Linked DNA regions of Homo sapiens: region 2 is linked to region 1. A link is a contact called in ENCODE Hi-C or POLR2A ChIA-PET data. All regions are on one chromosome and are shown on one strand. Each heading gives the region's core, a stretch centred on a gene start or an enhancer-like site at or near the end of the contact. The rest is flanking DNA. Distances are from core to core; before and after follow the strand shown.

Evidence for each region. A loop is a pair of places that touch in the nucleus more often than their neighbours do. ChIA-PET counts read pairs that join two places held with the same protein, here RNA polymerase II (POLR2A).
Region 2: a map of endothelial cell of umbilical vein shows a loop between it and region 1 (2.1-fold over the local background). The contact joins the promoter of PTPRD-AS1 here to the promoter of DMAC1 in region 1. A Hi-C loop is called at or near these places in 1 of 168 maps with a recorded cell type or tissue (endothelial cell of umbilical vein). POLR2A ChIA-PET finds 5 or more read pairs at or near these places in 1 of 52 experiments (activated naive CD4-positive, alpha-beta T cell).

What each region holds. Positions count from the first base shown.
Region 1 is chr9:7,798,528-7,802,406 of GRCh38, forward strand. DMAC1 (distal membrane arm assembly component 1) reads right to left here and starts at 1,251. Exons shown (of 2, transcript NM_033428.3): 1 at 934-1,251; 2 at 1-110. The coding sequence starts at 1,207. The coding sequence ends at 46. RefSeq lists an enhancer at 1,015-1,561.
Region 2 is chr9:8,855,905-8,859,749 of GRCh38, forward strand. PTPRD-AS1 (PTPRD antisense RNA 1) reads left to right here and starts at 2,114. Exons shown (of 2, transcript NR_121600.1): 1 at 2,114-2,419. All of the region lies in intron 11 of PTPRD (protein tyrosine phosphatase receptor type D), which reads right to left.

The DNA of each region.
Region 1 (3,879 bases), core at 1-2,500:
CGGGGAAAGGGACAGAGACAGAAGACAGATTCACTGGTGGTACTTTCAAACAACGCGGTAGGCCTTCCCTTTGGGGTCTGCCATGACAACGATACCCCAGGTGGCAATGCCTAGAAAAAAAACAACAATACCTTACCTTTATGCTGCATTTAAATTTACCAAGTGTTTCACATATACGCCATCTTATTTAACCCTCACAACACTTCTGGAGGATATATTACCATTGTATCTTTCTTATAAGGCAAGTGAAGCACAGAAAAAGAAAAAAAAATCAGGAAAAAAAAGAATATCCTGTAGGAGAATTTACCTATACAGGATCAAGAAGGTAAGACAGTTAGAAACCTAAAATTCTATTCACTGACAATCGGTTTGAAAGCTAAAAAAATCATGACGTTTGATTGGATGACATCTTGACGATCACAGAACGGGGCTGTGGGCCACATTACCCAGGTGTACCAAGTAGGTGAGCTTAGAATCCACGTCTAAAGATCTGGGATTCAAGGCAAATTTCTTAAATTAAGGTCAAGGGCCCTCGCTCAGGCTTTCTCCAGGACCTGGAGAAAAAGTATGGGCTTTGAGATCTGATATACCTGGGATCAAGTGACTGTCATTTCCTGACCATGAACACAATACTCCTCGTTGCCTCGGTTTGCTCCACAGTAAATACTATAATCATACCTACTTCTAACAGCTATTCTGAGAATTAAAAGGGCTGAGTCTAATAAGGGTTCTCAAGAAATACTAACTTAAAATTAAAAAAAAAAAAAGAAAGGCGTTCCAACAACTTCCTCTCCCACCTTGTTTGAGGTGCCCCCACCACCTGACCAGCGGCAGCACCCCGCCTCCCCGCCTCCCCGCCCACGTGGCTGCTCCGTTTCCTTCCTCTACCCCGCAGATACCCAACCCGCCCAAGTGCTGTGCCTTGATTCTCACTGAGGCCGATGACCATCTGCGTAATGGTCCATGGACTCGGGGGGTATCCCATCTTCATGGGCTTCCGTGCCACCCAGTACACGTACCCGCCCGCCCCCATCAGCCCCAACCCAGAAAGCACGCGACAGCTCCAGCAGGTCTTCAACAGGCGGTGTTCTGCTGGGGAGGTCGGCGCTCCGGGTGTAGCTGGGGGCGCAGGTTTGGCGGGCGCGGCGGCGGTACCGGGAGGCGCAGTGATATAGGACTCAAAAGGCTGGGACAACCGAGACCCCATGCTCTGGAACTCGGCCTCAACCTTGGGCGTCTTTGGTTCAAACTGGCGTAAACGACGCACCGGAAGGCAGAGCGCCGGAAAGCAGAATGCCGGGACGCTAGCGCAGTGCGCGGAGGAATCTTAAGGGCTGCTGGGAAATGAAGTTCTCCTCCGCTTCAGAGGCGGAAAAGGTGAAAGAATGCTGCTCTTTCCTGCTGGATTTCTCTGGCAGCAACAACCTTGTATGCGCTGGAGGACAATTCCAGCCCTCCTCCCCGCCGCCCCCCCCGCCCCCACTGTTTTAGAAATTCTGTAATCGCTACTCACTAAATGAATCACCTTTCAGTCTCCTTAAAGAAGTCTGGCTCTCTTAAGTTTCCTGCCTCACATGAACTGCGAGACCTTGGGCATGTCATATCTCCTATCCAGAGGCCTGTGAATCAAGGAGTTGGGTTTTATATGTGCATAATCATGTGCTAGATACAGACATACCATAGCGATTGCAGGTTTGGTTCTAGACCAACACAATACAGCAAATATCTCGATAAAGCAAGCCATGCAATTTTTTTTTGGTTTCTCCGTGCATATAAAAGTTGTTTATACTGTAGTCTATTAAATGTGCAGTAGCATTGTGTCTAAAAAACAGTATATATATCTTAATTTAAAAAACATCTTGCCCAAAAAATGGTAACGATTACCTTAGCCTTCAGTAAATCCTAATCTTTTTTTTTTTTTTTTTTTTGAGGTGGAGTTTTGCTCTTGTTGCCCAGACTGCCCAGTGCAATGGCACAATCTCGGCTCACTGCAACTTCCGCCTCCCGGGTTCAAGTGATTCTCCTGCCTCAGCCTCTCGAGTAGCTTGGATTACAGATGCCTGCCACCACGCCTGGCTAATTTTTTTGTATTTTTAGTAGAGACGGGGTTTCACCATGTTGGCTAGGCTATTCTCAAACTCCTGACCTCAGGTAATCCACCTGCCTTGGCCTCTCAAAGTGCTGGGATTACAGGCATGAGCCACCGCACCTGGCCACTTCTAATCTTTTTGCTGGTGGAGGGTCTGGCCTTGATGGTGATGGCTGCTGACTGATCAAGGTAGTGGTTGCTGAAGGTTGGGGTAACTGTGCCAATTTCTTAAAATAAGACAATAATGAAATTTTCTGCAAGAATTGACTCTTCCTTTTACGAAAGATTTTTTTGCAACATGCAATGCCGTTTTATAGCATTTTAATAACCACTATATAACGTCTTTCAAAATTGGAGCCCTTTATCCAACATTTTGACAATGTTCATAGCATCTTCACCAGGAGTAGATTCCGTCTCAAAAAACCACTTTCTTCATCCATAGGAAGTAACCCCTCATCTGTTCAAGTTTTATCATGAGATTGTGGCAATTCAGTCACATCATCAGGCTCCACTTCTAATTCTAGTTCTCTTGCTATTTCCACCACATCTGCTGTTACTTCCCTCATCTGAAATCTTGAACCCTTCTTAGTTGTTCATAAAGATTGGAATCAATTTCTTCCAATATCCAGTTAGGGATATTTTGATCTCCTCCCATGAGTCACAGATATTCTTAATGGCATCAGAATGGTGAATCTTTCCCAGAAGGTTTTCAATTTACTTTAACCAGATTCATCAGAGAAATCATTATCTCTGATTGTAAGGCTGCAAGAGCCTTACAAAATGTATCTCTTATATAATAAAACTTGAAAGTCAGAATTACTTCTTTATCTATAGGCTGCAGAATGGATGTTGTGTTAGCAGTTATGAAAATGCTAATCTCTTTGTACATTTCCATTAAAGCTCTTGAGTAACTAGGTACATTGTCAATGAGCAGTAATATTTTGAAAGGAATCTTTTTTCTGAGCAAGAAGTCTCAACAATGAACTTAAAATATTCAGTAAACCATGCTGTAAACAGATGTGCTGTCATCAGGCTTTGTTGTTCAAATTATAAAGCACAGGCAGAGTATCCTTAGCATAATTCTTAAGGATGCTAGGATTTCCAGAAAGGTAAATGAGGACTGGCTTCAATTTAAAGTCATCAGCTATATTAGATTCTAACAAGAAAGTCAGATTTGAAGCGTGAAACCAAGCATTGACTTGTCCTCTCTAGTTATGAAAGTCTTAGATGGCATCTTTTATTAATAGAATGCTGCTTCATCTATACTGATTATCTGTTATCAATTATCTAAGCTACATCTCTTTGATAACTTGCTGCAGCTTTTACATCAGCACTTGCTGCTTCACCTTGCACTTTTATGTTATGAAGACAGCTTATTTTTTTTTAACCACATGAACCAATGTCTACTAACTTCCAACTTTTCTTCTGCAGCTTTCTCACCTCCCTCAGCCTTCGTAGAATTAAGGAGAGTTGAGGTCTTGCTCTGGATTAGGCTTTGATTTAAGGGAATGTTGTGGCTGATTTGATCTTCTATCCGGATGACTGAAACTTTTTCCATATCAGCAATATGGCTGTTTTACTTTCTAATCATTGGTGTGTTCACTAGAGTAGCACTTTTAACTTCCTTTTTCTTTGTATTTACAACTTGGCTGTTTGGCCTACATTCCGGCCTATCCCAGTTTTCGACATGCCTTCCTTAGTAATAATCATTTCTGCATTTTGACTTAAGTTGAGAGAAGTTTGACTCTTCCTTTCACTTGAACACTTAGAGGCCATTGTCATGTTATTAG
Region 2 (3,845 bases), core at 864-3,363, 1.1 Mb after region 1:
TTCACACTTTGAAAGTACAATAATAGCTGATAGCATGAGGGTGAATTTAAGAAATCTGCCACAGAATTGCTAGCTCCATTGAAAAGCAAAGTACAGTACATAATTATGGAATGTGGGAGGTAGGGAAAATTTTATTGTCCATTTAGGATGTCTGTTTCCATAAGTCAGACACGGAACATTGAAAATGTGTTCTCTTTTTGCTATAGTGTCTGTAGCATAAAGCAGAATATATGTTCAAAGTAAGTAAGATACTAAGCCTTTTACTGGGTATTATTATATTACATATACAACTTAATCTTAAGTTATTATCTCTACAGATCCCTTTACATCAGAATGTTTCAAGTTTTGGTATATCATCCTTGTTTTACTCAAGTTGAGTGGTTGGTGTGTGCACTTTGAAACAGAGAAAAAAATACTGAAAATGGTCAGAAGTATCTATGGTTGAACTAAGTCCCCAGAGATGCGCTACAGGATGGTTAGAAAAGAATACACCAAAGGATAAAGTCCACATTTGTAGCTCAGTAAATTTAACAGCAAACCTATTTCAAGTCATAAGCAGTTACTAGCCTCTGAGAGGTTCAAACTGTGTGAGCTACACTCTGTTAAGTCACTGGCACTGTGTCTTTGCACATGTAAATATATATATATAACTTTAAGAGGAAATACAAGGAGAACGAGCCCTCAGGAATCTTCCTAGATACTTAAGGTGCAAACTGTAGATGAGGCTGGGGGATTACTCTGAGAATTTTAGAAAACGGAGGAGACATTTGGCAAGTAGCGTACTGGGAGGCGAACTGGAAACAATAAAAGTGGATTGTGATAGTCCTGGTTTTGGAGAATGGAACTACTATCTGGAATCCTGGAACACCAAATTAATGAAAGCCAAGCTCACACTTGGTGTTCAAGATTTTTTTAAGCATAAGACTTAAAAACTGACTTCACTTGCTAGTGCTTTTAAATGAAAATCAACGTCCAGAGAAGCAATGCAAGTTTTCTACACACCCACATAAAAGCTACAATAAATCTATGGGAAAGCAAATAATCTTTGGTTTGTTCGTGGCTTTCTTTTTAAATTGTTTCTTACAACTTTGACTCTTCATTATAAAAGATGCGTTCCCTTCCCTACGGAATGAATGTGTGTGTTAAGTACACCAGATTCCCGCAGCTGAACTACGAGCTTTGATTCTGCCACGGGAAGGTCTCCCAAACAATCCCCCTCCTCTATGGCAGCTGCGTAGACTTTGATTCCTGCTATTTCTCCTTCTCCCCACTAGTTCAGAGGAAAGAAAGAAAAAGAAATCGCCCCCTCACCGTAGTCAGCCCTCCTTAAAACAGTAATCCCTGCCTTTAAAAAAGGCGGTGGCAGGATCCCTGGGTAAGGGTGGATTGCCCCACCGCTCCACCATTTGCCCCCAATACTACGCCCACCCTAGGAGGAGAGAGCGGGGGTCGCACAAATACACATACCCGGACACCCCCATTCTCTAGAGTCGCCTCTCTCCCGGGTCTGAGGTTTCAGGCGAGAAGTGAACCCAGCAGGAGAGGACCTCTGCCCGAGGAGGTCCAGAGGAGCAAACTGTGCGCTCCGGTGCCCGGGCGCCGGGCTCGCGGAAACGCGAGCGTGTCGCTCTGGCTCGGGAGGCGCCGGCAGCCGGAGCCGGGCGCAGGGCGATTCCGGAGCAGCAAGAGGGGAAGACACCGCGGGGCGGACGGGGTCAGTTCCAGGGACTCACCTGGTCATGTTGGCCCCGGGCAGCCGCCGCCACCGCCTCCCGCGCCGCCGCCAACACTTTCCTCCAGCGCCTTCGCGCCCCGCCACGGCCGCGCCGCCGCCTCCGGGCGGCCAATTTAATCCCGCGGAGCAGCGGCCGCCGCCGCCGAAGCCCCCCTGGTCGCCGCCGCCGCCCAGCCCTCGTGCGGCCAGCCCAGTCCAGAGCGAGGAAGTGGAAGAGAGTCAGCGAGTGAGTCCAAAAACCCGAAATCCAGCATCCAAGGCAGCGCGTCCCCCCGCCCTCCCTCCACCCCTACCCCCTTTTCCTCCTCCTCCGCCTCCTCCTCCTCTTCCCGGGCCGTCCTCTTGGCCCTTCTGAGCCCGCGGCTTCCGCGGCGGTTTCTCCTCCTCCCGCTCCTCCTGCTCGCCCTGCGCCCGCTTCTCTCGCTGCCGCCGCCGCCGCTGTTTGTCTCCTCCCCCTCCTCCTCCTCCTCCTCTTCCTCCTCCTCCCGCTCCTCGATGCTCCGCCGCTCGCGGCTGGGGGGTCCGGGGCCGCGTCTCCTCTCCTCCCTCCGCCTCTCCTCTTTCCTCCTTCCTGCTGCCTCTTCTTTTAAAGCGGATTCTTTGGCCACAAATAGCAACTCGGCTGCCCCCCTCGGTGCCTCCCTCCCCTTCTCTTCTTCCCCCCAAAAGTGAAGCGCACGCGAGGTAACCAGAAACTGAGGCTCGTGGGGGGAGAGGGGTGCGAGGCGACGCCTGGGAAAGGGCCCGAGCAGAGTCGAGGGCCGGGAGGTGGGGTGGCCGGTGCAGCCCAGTCTTTGGACCTGGCTTGAACCTGGTAGTTACGGCTGCAGAAGAGGTGGTTTGGGGAGGGGGGAAAATTAAACGAAAAAGCCCAGGAAAGTCATTGGAAAGGCTTCTCTCTTTGTTTCCTTGTGTGGGTGATTTCTAAAATCCTCGTAACGTGCTGGGGATCCCACGGAATTGCTGTGCTCCAGCGCTGGGGGATTGTGTGTGCGCGTTGCCTGCGCGTGAGTGTGAGTGTGGGTGCGCCCGGACGCGGGGAGAGCTGGGCCCGCTGCGCCCGCTGGCGAATCCCTGAATCTGGACCACTGACCCACTGAAAGGGCCAGAGAGCCGGATAAAGGAGGGGCAGGCAGGAGAGGTGGGTGAAGGAGGCAACACACACACACACACACACACACACACACACATACACACACACAGACACACAGACACACACACACCAGAGGAGGGGGCGGGGTGACGTCACTCCCCAGCATCCATCCACCAGGCCAGAAAAGACCCTCTCCAACAGATTCACTCATCTCCTAAGAGATGCACACCCGGGCGCTTCCTGCTCTGCGTCCCAGCGCAAAGGAGGAAAAAATGCTGGTCGCGCCCTATTGACAGCAGTGATAATACTATAGGGAGCGTGCTTTGATGAGACACAGTTTGTGTCCGCCCCAGTTCACCTTGGCAGCCTCCTTCGGGGATGCTTGTAGGATCCGCTTTGAAGGCAACGAGGAAGACTGGGAAGTACTGAACCAAAATCTTAGTGTGATAACTTGTTTTGCTTTCATGCCACTTGCTTTTATGTTGTTGGAAATGCAGTGCTCCTCAGCTTCTCTGAAGGACACTATAACACCTCTTCCCTAGACAAGCATCCAGTTGTTGGGCTATGCACTCTTCATCCACACAACCCAAGGTGACTAAGGTGCACTGTGTGTATTGTTAGCTAAGAGATGGATTTTAACCTTCTTCACTACTCATAGGGTCTCCAGCATGTGGAAAAAGTCGGCAGCTGGAAGCCACCATTGGCAGTTGGCCCATCAAAATTTATTAGAAACTTGGTCAGAAAGGTTAAATAAAGTAAAGCTAGAGCTCACCAGCCACCTCCATTGCTCATTCTGTGTTCAGGCCAGCACATACACACAATACTTATCCCTGCAGACTCCGGGCTGTCTTTGAAAGAGCAAAGGTAAACAGACACCCTTAGATTTGACTTAATGATCCAGCATGCTGACTGCTGTCTCAAGCTGCCCATTTGTTTCCACCATCTGCATGCTGTGCTCCTGAAAGCCACCGAAGGATTGGTCAGTAATCCTCTGCCCCCTATGTACTCCAAAAATAA